2 separate regions of the Mus musculus genome follow, and region 2 is linked to region 1. Evidence: chromatin loops called from intact Hi-C (ENCODE). Cell type or tissue: heart. All regions are shown on one strand. Each heading gives the region's core, and the rest is flanking DNA. Links, peaks and the distances in the headings are about the cores only.

What was found. Hi-C counts contacts between places; a loop is a spot of excess contacts. Peaks named below come from ENCODE experiments on the same cell type or tissue, not always from the same donor. Only the 100,000 strongest peaks of a DNase experiment are listed, where the experiment ranks them.
Region 2: it touches region 1 in a loop (2.2-fold over the local background); 4 of 42 quality-filtered maps call a loop at or near these places.

The regions. Positions count from the first base shown.
Region 1 is chr15:93,454,156-93,459,155 of GRCm38, forward strand. Pphln1 (periphilin 1) reads left to right here. Exons shown (of 9, transcript NM_175363.4): 6 at 1,296-1,375. Among named protein-coding and RNA genes, the nearest start is that of Pphln1, 58 kb to the left of the region's middle. In heart, for the core only: a CTCF peak has its summit at 1,985 (motif pointing right); no DNase peak of the experiment used is centred there.
Region 2 is chr15:93,510,201-93,515,634 of GRCm38, forward strand. It overlaps Prickle1 (prickle planar cell polarity protein 1), which reads right to left. Exons shown (of 8, transcript NM_001033217.5): 2 at 2,250-2,436; 3 at 471-584. The coding sequence starts at 2,381. Among named protein-coding and RNA genes, the nearest start is that of Prickle1, 83 kb to the right of the region's middle. In heart, for the core only: no CTCF peak of the experiment used is centred there; no DNase peak of the experiment used is centred there; H3K4me3 peaks cover 624 bases; H3K27ac peaks cover 819 bases.

The sequences.
Region 1 (5,000 bases), core at 1-5,000:
ATCACTTCGGCCTGCAGTTGTTTTAAGTCAGCACTACTCTCTAACGGACACAATCAGAATATCTTTACACACTGCCCGGGGCCAGGCAGGGAAGAGCTGTGTCCTGTGGCTGAGAGCCACTGTGTGGAGTGGCTTTCTGTCTTTAGGACCTTGGGAAGAGCTGTTGTTTTAAAACCGCCCCAGGTCTCTAGAGCTTGCTTAGCTGTAGCCTGGAAGTTTAAAGAGGCGCCATTTGGAGCTGGCTTTGCTGTGCTCTGCAGGCGGCTTGGTTGTCTGCTTCGCCCTTGCCTGCTCTCCTGGCTCTCCTCCCCTTTTCCAGGCTTTAGCAGCATTTGTGTGGCCACTTTCTAAAACAACTTTGTGTTAATAATATTTTAGGTTTTCAGAATTTAAGATTATAGGGTTGAATGTAAGTTAAAAGTTAAACAAATTAGCTTAACTAAATTAGCTAACTAAAAACTAAATTAAATAAGTTTTTGGTTGTTGAGCCTACTACAGTAATTTTGTTAATATATTTTCTGGCTTACATTTCTATTAAAGATGGTTCCATGAGACGTCATGTGAGTATCTGAAATAACTAACAATGGTGACTTTATCTCATAAACAAAAACATTTGTTAACATCATTCATGCCAGGCTCTGGATCAGTGTTCGGAATTAATGGGTTTCTAAATTCTTTTAAATGGTGTGGATATTTTAGGAGTATCTGCTAAATGTCCTGTGTATAGCTCCTTAACTGAATGCCCTGTGATAGCTGCATACTAACTGTAATAACATTCCATATGTTTATACTATGATATGTTAAAGATTATCAGTAACAGGGAACCTCATGGTTTGCATACTGCCCAAGACTGAGGTGGTAAGAAGAGAATGGTCCCTGCTGAGAGCAGCTGGGGTAGAGGCTTCCTGTCCTCAGGACCTTGGGAAGAGGTGGTAATACTGCACCCCAGGTTGTTAGAAGCCCAAGTATGTAGAGATTGCTTAGCTGTGACAAGGAAGTGTGAGGAGACACACTAATGGAAATGTCTTCTGCCTTTCTCAGCCTTTCTGTGGTCATCAGCTGACAGTGCTGTGGCCTATGGTGTTATTTCATTCTACATGACTTTAATGTTTTGTGATGTTACTAAGAGAGGTAGAGTTTGATGTTAAACACAGTAATATGATAAGGAATTTCCATGATGAAGAACACATCTAGCTCTCCCCATTAATTCAGCTACAGAATTAGGAACACACGAAGCAGAAACCCCGTCTTACTTTGTTTCTTTCCTTATATTCTCTCTTGGCATTGTCACATAGGTAAAGAGAGATCCATCCAGTCAGTGAAAACCTCGAGAGATGCGTCACCCTCAAGTTCCTCAGCAGTTGCTTCATCCAAGGTTTGTGACTTCAGAAGTTAGCTAGACATAGCATGTGAAGATGAATTGCAGCTGTTACTGTGGATACCCGCGGTGCTAAATGGACCCATTTGAAACCTCGAGTTTTAAGTTATCCCAGCTGGAAAAATAAGTGATCTTTTTCTCATTGATCTTTTCCTGTAAGTTTCTATGTAGCCTTTGCTCCTCTCCAATAACCAAATGGGAATAGGTATTTAATGGCCTGTGTACTCACAGGGTTTACTTTGATTTGGGGAACTGAGAATGTAGGCAAGAAAGAAGTGCAACATGAATTTAAAACAGCTCAATTTTAATATTCAGCATTTCTTCTCTTATTAACTCATAGAAAAGTTCTATAATTAGTTTAAATTTCAGTTCTATTGGAAAGTCAAGATTCACAAGCCTGATAATTTCCTTAAAGTGCTAGCTGCTCCTTTTGTGCCTTATGTGTTGGGAAGGTGGAAGGCATGTTCTTTACCTAGTTACCTCTGTCAGCCCCATACCCTTCTCTTGCCCAGAACTTCTTTAGATACTCTCTACTTTTTGGTTTTTCTTTTAATGTTTTTGACCATTAGAAAAAATAGTTATCACCTGGCAATCTGGTGTTGGTCTACAGGGGGCAGCAGTTTCTCACCCTGAGAGGAAAAAATAACCTTTGGTGACAAAGCTTCACCAGGGTCCTCAGAAATCTCAGGCTTCTGGGATGTCACATTGTTTTCTGTTTTGCTTTGTGGCAGGAGGAGGGTTGTAAATCCTTGCCCTGGCCAATCTTTGACAGAGGACATCCTCAGGCTTACAAAGCCAGCTCTTTGAAAAATCTGTATTTATGTGTGTTTTTGAAATTGGAACTTACTAAGAGGTAGCTCAGGCTGGTCCTGATAACATCCCATCAGCCTCCTGAGCGCTTAGATTACCTTCTCAGCCAATGGCTTTTTGTTGCCAACACACTATGGCTTTCAGAGTATCTTTTCAGAGTGATAGCCTTTTAGGTACATCCAGTGACGGAGGAGCAGATAGAAAAGGTACTGTGGTAGATTTTGCTCTACCTTTTACAAGAACTTAGCAATCATTAGCTTGGTTTTTCTTTATAACTCTTTTGAAAACATAAACCTCTCTTTAAAATTAACGACATTGTTTTCTTGGATATGCCTTTGTTTTCTTTTAAAAAAATTAAAATATTTTTATTAATATATTTTCTTTTGATACTATTTTAACCTTCTGAGCTGGGTAGGTGCCTTATACCTATATTCTATGTGCCAGTAGTCCCAGTACTTGAAGGCTGAGACAGGAGGATGAGCAGACAGCAGAGATCTATGGAAGATAAATCTAACAGTGTGTATTGTGAGCATGGGAGCCATAACACCCAAGCATCACATACACAAGGCATCAGCCCCAGCTGACTCTGTATCTTGCAGGGCACAGGGGCCTAGATGCTTAGGACTGTCTCTGGTTGGTTGTCTTGTTTTGTTTTTGCTTTTTTTCTTTCTTTTCTTTTTGTTTTTTTTTTTTGTTTTTGTTTTTTTGAGACAGGGTTTCCCTGTGTAGTCCTGGCTGTCCTGGAACTCACTCTGTAGACCAGGCTGTAGACCAGGCTGACGTCGAACACAGAAATCCACCTGCCTCTGCCTCCCAAGTGCTGGGATCAAAGGTGTGCGCCACCATGCCAGGCATCTTGTTTTTGCTTTTTAAAAAATGATTATTACTTTAAAATTATGTATTTTTGCGCTAGTGCCAGATATCATCAGCTTCTGAGCCCCTGGAACTGCAGTTACAGATGGTTGTGAACCAACAATGTGGGTGCTAGGAACCAAATTATGCAGACCAATTTTCCTAAGTAGACTCTGAAGACCACTGTGGCAGCCTCTCCAGGCCAAGCATTTGCTCTGTAATACACTTTCGTAGACAGACACGGGTATCCTAGAATAAAAGGCCTCTTTTGGGTTTTCTTACTTCGCTTATGTAGATCTCTTGTTACAAAGTGACAGTTTTTTTTGGTGCCATTCCTAAGTTTTCAGAAACCTGCAGTTTTTTTGAGTCAAAATAGTCAAGTATGTTCTGTGTGTGTGTGTGTGTGTATACATACATACAAACACATACATCATGATCATGCTAAATATTTCCCATGGTCAGTCTGTAGTTTGCTGAGCTAAATCAGGTGTGGATGAAGCTTGTGTGTCCCCTTCTATCATCGTTACTATCAAACCCTTTTCTCTTTTCTAATGTGAAGTAATGAGGCCTGCCTAAGTCCCTTCCGTGAAGGAGTTGTATTTATCAGAGTGGGTTTTTGTATGTTTGTTTGTTTGTTTTGCTTTTTTTTTTTCAAGACATAGTTTCTCTGTATAGCCCTGGCTGTCCTGGAACTCACTCTATAGACCAGGCTGGCCTCGAACTCAGAAATCTGTCTGCCTCTGCCTCCCAAGTGCTGGGATTAAAGGTGTGCGGCACCACCGCTCGGATATCTTGGGAGGACGGCAGCCCTTTCTTTGGACCTTTTCACGTCTGGCTGCCTGTTGGCTGCCTGTTGGAAGGCCCCATGAGCACAAGCCTTCCCCCACTCAGTCAGTCCTTCTGGAAGCTGCCTAATAGACATTATTTCTTAGGTGATGTCGAATTCCTTCAAGCTGAAAATCAAGATTAATCATCTTGGGGGGAGGGTTGTATTTGTAGTCAGGGACACACTCTAAGAGAAGAGAGGCAGGATCAGATTAGAGGTGAAGGCTTGTAGTTGGTAAATAGGTAAATGGGTATATAGGAAATAGGATGAAGTCAGCAGCAGGCCATAAGGAACGGTACATAAAGAGCAGCTAGCAGTTTGAGGAAGTCATCCAGGTTGTGAATCTTGACTTTCCTAAGGTAAGGATTTCTTTCTAATCTGAGTTCTGCTGCTGCTCTTACTATCTACAGCGCAGGCCCCCACTGGCACTGAGTGGGCTGGAAAGGTGTTTTGATGTTTATATTTTCTCCATGAACTCACTCATCTTTTTTCAAAAGCGTCTTTAGTATAATAAATTTGTCAGTGAATATAGAAAGGAGAAAGTACCAAACATTAAATTTTTGTTTAAGTCCTTTATTGTTATTCTCACAACTGCTTTGTAAAGGAAATAAGTCCGCTCTAACAAGGGACTGAGCAACACTGCCTACTGTAATCTGCCAGTCCTTCCAAAGCCCACGCTCTGACTGCATGGTATTTGATACAGAAACAAGGACATTCAAGTCTTTAACCTCTTGTGCAAGAAGTATGCTTTACATAACTCATCACAAATTATAAATATAACATAGTTAGGCCTTTCTTATACATTAAATTTACCTTAGGGATGGAAAAACGCTCTTCCAGAGGCCCCGGGCATGACTCCTTGTTCCGGCCTGATTGTGTGCAGAGGGAGTGTGGGGTGGGAGGCAACAAGCTCACACGTGGAGCACAGATATACATGCAGATAAATAACACTGGTACATAATACAAAAAAATGCATATTTTAAAAAAGATTTACCTTAGTGAATGTCAAACAAAATTAAAGATAAAAAGTAATAATCAGTGTAATGTTTGCTGTATCCTAATACAGTTCTCATTGTATTATTTATTCCTATTTATCATGGTTTTTACACTGGCCCTTGTTGGGTTCTTGAAGTT
Region 2 (5,434 bases), core at 212-5,211, 56 kb after region 1:
CTTATTCTTTTCTGAATGTGAACTGACTGCAGGAAAGGATCCCACCTTTCTCCGAAGGCTGAAACTGGCTGTTTTCACTCCACATTCTACTGGCGCTCAGGTCAATCCTGAAACACCCTGAGGTGCCCACCCTGCACATGGAAGGAACCGCTCCTGATAGTTAATTGCTGGGTGGCTGAAAACACTATCAGAAACAACAAAACCCATGTGGGGCTTCCTGCTATGGTGGCGTTCTCTCTCTTCTCTAGGAAGGAAGGGAGGGAGGGAGGGAGGGAGAGAGAGAGAGAGAAAGAAAGAAAGAAACAGAGAGAGAGAGAGAGAGAGAGAAAGGGAGGGAGGGAGGGGAGAGAGAGAGAAGCTGTATTTTTAGGGTGCATTTTAAGAGAGGCCGAGCTGGGACTTCAGAAAGACCCCTCAATGCTTACTGTTTATTTTCTTTTTACTAATTAGCTTTCCTCCTGTTACTATACCTCGTTATCGTGTGGAGGCAACTGGTACAGGAGCTGTTTAATCCTGTGTTTCTCCCCAGGGCTGTTAACATAAGGAACCTTTTCCTCTGGCAAGCATGCGAAATAGAGCTGGATCTGTGGAGGCAGAAGCAGGGCATGGTGACATCAGTACACAGGAGGAAGGGCTGAGCCGCCTGCCTTTATCCTTCCCTCCTTTCCAGGGCTCGGCCTCCTGCAGCTAATGAGGGGACCAGCTGAGCCAACTCAGCAGAGGTGCAAACCTGCATCTGCTAGCATCCACTAGCATCCAGCTGCTAAATTGCTCCTCAGGAATGCAATTTGTAGTGACAATTAAGGGCACCATAAATTATGCGCGATCAAATGTGCACATTTATGGCGACTCTTCTTCCCTAGTCTTGCAAAGGTCAGCTGAGGGATCAAGGGGAGAGTGCTGGGTGACTTCTGTAAGTGACCACACAGGCTGTGTGACAAGATCCAACACCCAGCCTCTACACAAATAGACTCAGTTTTCTCTCGGAATTCTACGGTTCTCTCCAGCCTCGGCATGGCAGGCTGTCACCGGTGGGAGCTGCAGTATCCAGCTTCACTTTCCCCAAGGAAGCAGGAGAAGGGAGATGCTGAGCTAATCTGATTGTTGTCTTTTAGGAGCGTCCTAAAAGATGAACGCAGGATCCTGCATTGCTGAGATGGAACCAAAGGCATTCAAGTTAAAAAAAAAAAAAAAAAAAAAAGGAGTTTAGGGACCTGGGACTTGTCTGCTAGAAGCAGACCTACAAACACATGCCATCCAAAGACAGGAAGGATCTTCTCTACGAAACAGTTCGTCAAAACTCCACTTCCCTAACTGCTACACCAGCATAATTTTCCTTCCTGTATTGTTCTAGAAGCTTTTCCTTACGGTTACTATCATTGGATCCCATTATGGATGGTTGTGAGCCACCATGTGGTTGCTGGGATTTGAACTCAGGACCTCTGGAAGAGTGGTCAGTGATCTTAACCGCTGAGCCATCTCTCCAGGCCAAGATTCCCTATCTCAAAAGGGGTTCCCTTCCACCGCCCAAAGAACAGTAACTCATAATCAGGCACAGAACTGGTGGCATCTTCTATTCTGAAGGATACCTTTGCCTGTACAGGATCTACCAACCATTTTTAATAACCTCATCATAAGGATATTGGGAAATAAAAACAGGCAGGCAGATCGCTCCCATCTTTAAAACAGAGAAACAAAGGATGTGCCACAATGATGTGTCTCTGATCCCCACTGTAGTTGTCAAAGGCCATGTTTATCAGCAACACCACATTCCTCTTCCGTAGAGGGGCATTGTGGAGAACTGGCCTGGAGGTCGTCCTTCTATTTCCTTTTGTCCTTACTGAACCTTTGAGACATGTAATAGTGGCATACACCTTTAATTTCAGCACTTGGGAGGCATAGGAAGGCAGATCTCTGAGTTCTGTGAATTGGAGGCAAGCCAGGACTACACAGTGAGACCCCATTTCAAAAGACAAACACCCCTCCCCCACCCCACCTACCATTTAAAAACAAACAAAAAAAAAAAACAAAACTCCAAATGAGGAACGTTTCTCTTCCCTAAAAGGTGACTTGTGAAAGTCCTATCAGAAACGCCTGTGGTGCCCTGCATTTGCATTAATCACGATGGCAGAAGGAGGGCATTACTGAAACCAAACCAGACCTTAGACAGCAAAGCCAGCCAGGGAGATGAGAGGTTCCACACTTCCCTGGAAAGCACATCAAAGGGGACAGCGTTGCTTCCTACCTACCTGCTCGGGCCTGAGGCCCGGTGGGACCCATGCATACTCTTCAAGTGCACAGCCGGAATCATCATCTGATGTGGAGCTTCTCTGGCACCCGAAGACCAGTTTGCTCATTTTCGGTTCCATCTCCAAAGGCATAATAATGAAGTTTTAAAGCTGGCTGCTTAGTCACAGGACATCCAAGAGACAGCTGCTGTGGGTGACATAGAAGGCGCTGTGTTAAAAAGCAATGCTTCTCTACCAAGAGCTTCTAGTTTACATATGGATGGGCTCAGAGACAGTGAACCAAACGCCTGGGTTTGCTGACTTCAGGCCCCGTGCCACTCAGGCAATTAGGAAGTGACTCCCTTAACCAGCTCAGTACCAAAGAAAACGGGCCACCAGGCTAGTGCTCTCTGTTGCCTTTAAAGGATACTTCTTGCTCGAGTAAGGGGATGGCTCTGCTTGACTTGTTTACCTATGCGTGAGATCCTGCGAGGTGTAAGAGTTTAAACAGAAGTGGGGAACTGGGCTCTGCCTTGCCCAGAAAGCTGGCCGCAGAGACCCTGCTCAGTCCCCCAGATTTCCTAAGCAAGTTTTCCAGTGGAGGCAGCAGAGACAGCCGAGAGTGTTATCCCTGAAGTAAACCGTACAGTTTAAACTTCTAATCCCTGACATCAAACTTCTACACCCAGGACAGGCAGTCAGCGAATCCCCTCGGAATACTGGATACGGTGCCAGGTCACAGATGGGTCCAGCTTGGAGACTTGATTGTTTAATCTCATTATCAACCAACGTTTAGGAAGGCTTATTGAGTGTGAAATGGAACCAGCCCCACTATTGGTCAAAGTGAGGTGTTAAATTTCTGAATAAGAAAGCTGTCTCAGAAAAAGGGTACTGAAGGTGTCAAGGAGTGGTCCTGAGGCTGAGATGTTGGCTTTGGTAGCACGGTGTGTTATCCCTTTGTCTTATAGTTCTTAAAAATCATCGCTCACACACGAGGCACTAAGAAGGAAAACAAGAACCTTCACGATTCCAGTTTTCTTTAAACGTTTTGATCCTGACATATTTTAATATAAAGAAGTTTGTGTGTTAGGGGGCCGGAGAGATAGCTCGGTGGTTAAGGGCTATGGCTGCTCTTCTAGAAGACCTGAGTTCAATTCTCAGCACCCACATGGCAGCCCACAACTGGCTAGAGTTCCAATTCTAGAGACCTGGCACCTTCAAACATACATGCAGGCAAAACACCAACGCACATAAAATAAATATTAATATATTTTTTTAAATTATTAGTCTGATCCAGTCACTTTACAGAGAGGGTTCCAGGATGGCAAATGCCTCCTGTATAAGAAGAGTTAAAGCCTAATCCCTCTGTCTTTAAATCCTAACCAATCCCAGACCGAGGTAAAATGATGTTTCAGCAATTCTCTCAGTGCAACACTAAATTCTTAGTGTTGGTGGGGTCGGGGGAGTCACTTGTTAAAATACACCGCTAGCAAAATATCCAAGGACATTTTAAACTTCGAACTTGAGAACAGCTCACAAAGGGGCAGAGTTAAAAGAGCACCTGCCTCATGGCTGCAGTCATTCCTGCAGGAGAAATGGTGACTCAGCAAGATACCGCCCCAGCCAGTAAACGGGCTTTCAGGCACCCCAACAGAAGGGCAGGCAGCCTCATTTCCGACTCCACGGTGGCGGGGGTTCTCACCTCTGACCCAGCCGTGGCACACAGGTGCAGACAATTCACGTCTTAGCAAAGACTGGAAACAGAGGTGCATTCCTCCACCCCCTCAATAAAAGGGGACGTGTTAATGAAAGTCAGAAGACAGCTTGGGTCTTTCCCTTTTGCCCTGTAAGATCCGCCCCTGTGTGTCAAAGGAAGAGACTAGGGGTTAAGACTTTAATTAGTAACTCATGGGCTCTCACCAGGAGAACTGCTACTTTCGATGCAATTTAACCTGAATTTTGAAACGGGGAGCATTTGTCTGCTGCCAAACCTGGCTGGGGGGTGGGGTAGGAGGAAAACAACAGAATATAAATATTTTTAAAAAAAGAGCCTTTAAAAATTAAATGCTACTCTATTTTCAAAACTAGAAAAATAAAACAAAAGCTCTGCAAATGGTGAGAGACCATGTTTTCTGCCTCCTAAACCAAAGGTCTAAATCCCTTCTTAGAGCTGTTCTCTCTGAGAATGTGGGATGAGTCCCTATCCTGATGGGGGTAAATCGTGTGACATGTCACTTGGATGCAATGTCCCCATTTTAAACCACAAACTCACACAGGTTTTAGTCCAGCCTTTCAACAAACTTTCTCGACAACATAAAGGGTACCACAATTGTAGGAAAGCAGAGATCCACTTTCATCCCAGTGTTAGCTTCCAGTTTTACCGGGTGGTGTGACCACAGTACCTGCTACCATTAGCATTTAAATATTTAAATGCAGTATGAAGCCTTAGGGCCGGTTGTCCGGAGGCAAGGAGGCAAGGAGTTAAGGAGCCTTAGAACCAGAGCCATCAGAGGGAGAAGCAAGCTGGAGGTTGGCAGAGTTGGTGTACTTTTTCAGGGATTATCTTAGGAGTGATCCACGCATGCGGCCTCTAAGCCACAGGAAGTGTTAACACTTCCATGCCTCTCCTTTGTCTTTTCTCACCCCTCTCTTTTCTTGGAAACTAGCTAGCTCCTTTCACCATTTCATTCATTTAAAAAGAACCACACATCCCAGCCTGCAGCTGTATGGCTTCTCCATCATCGTATATGTGTCAAGAGAGCATCTGACCCAAGATGCTTTCTTCCGTCTTCCTTGGGAACCAGGCAGAGACACATAGTGTACAGACATACACACATGCAGGCAAAATACCCAATCACATAAAAATTTAAAAAAACAAAAATTAAGGAGACAAGTGACAATCCAGTAGGAGCCCGGATGTCAAGTAAAAGTAGCCAACGTAAGAGGAGTGGTTACAAATTCTATTGTGTATTTCCCTCGTTTCTTTCCTGGCAGCCTGTGTGTAATTCACGGGACTGAGCCTGTGGCTGCTAACTTGTTTTCATTTTGAGCACAGTGAAAAGTGCCCACGCTTCAGAATTCCAGAAACAGCAAACAGAATCCAGCCGGGTGACCTAGAAACCGCTGTTCACCTGGAATGAGGGAGACTGGGGTTATCCCTGTCTAGGAGCTGCAGTCCAGTCTTTTGACCTCGGATGGGCTAGTTC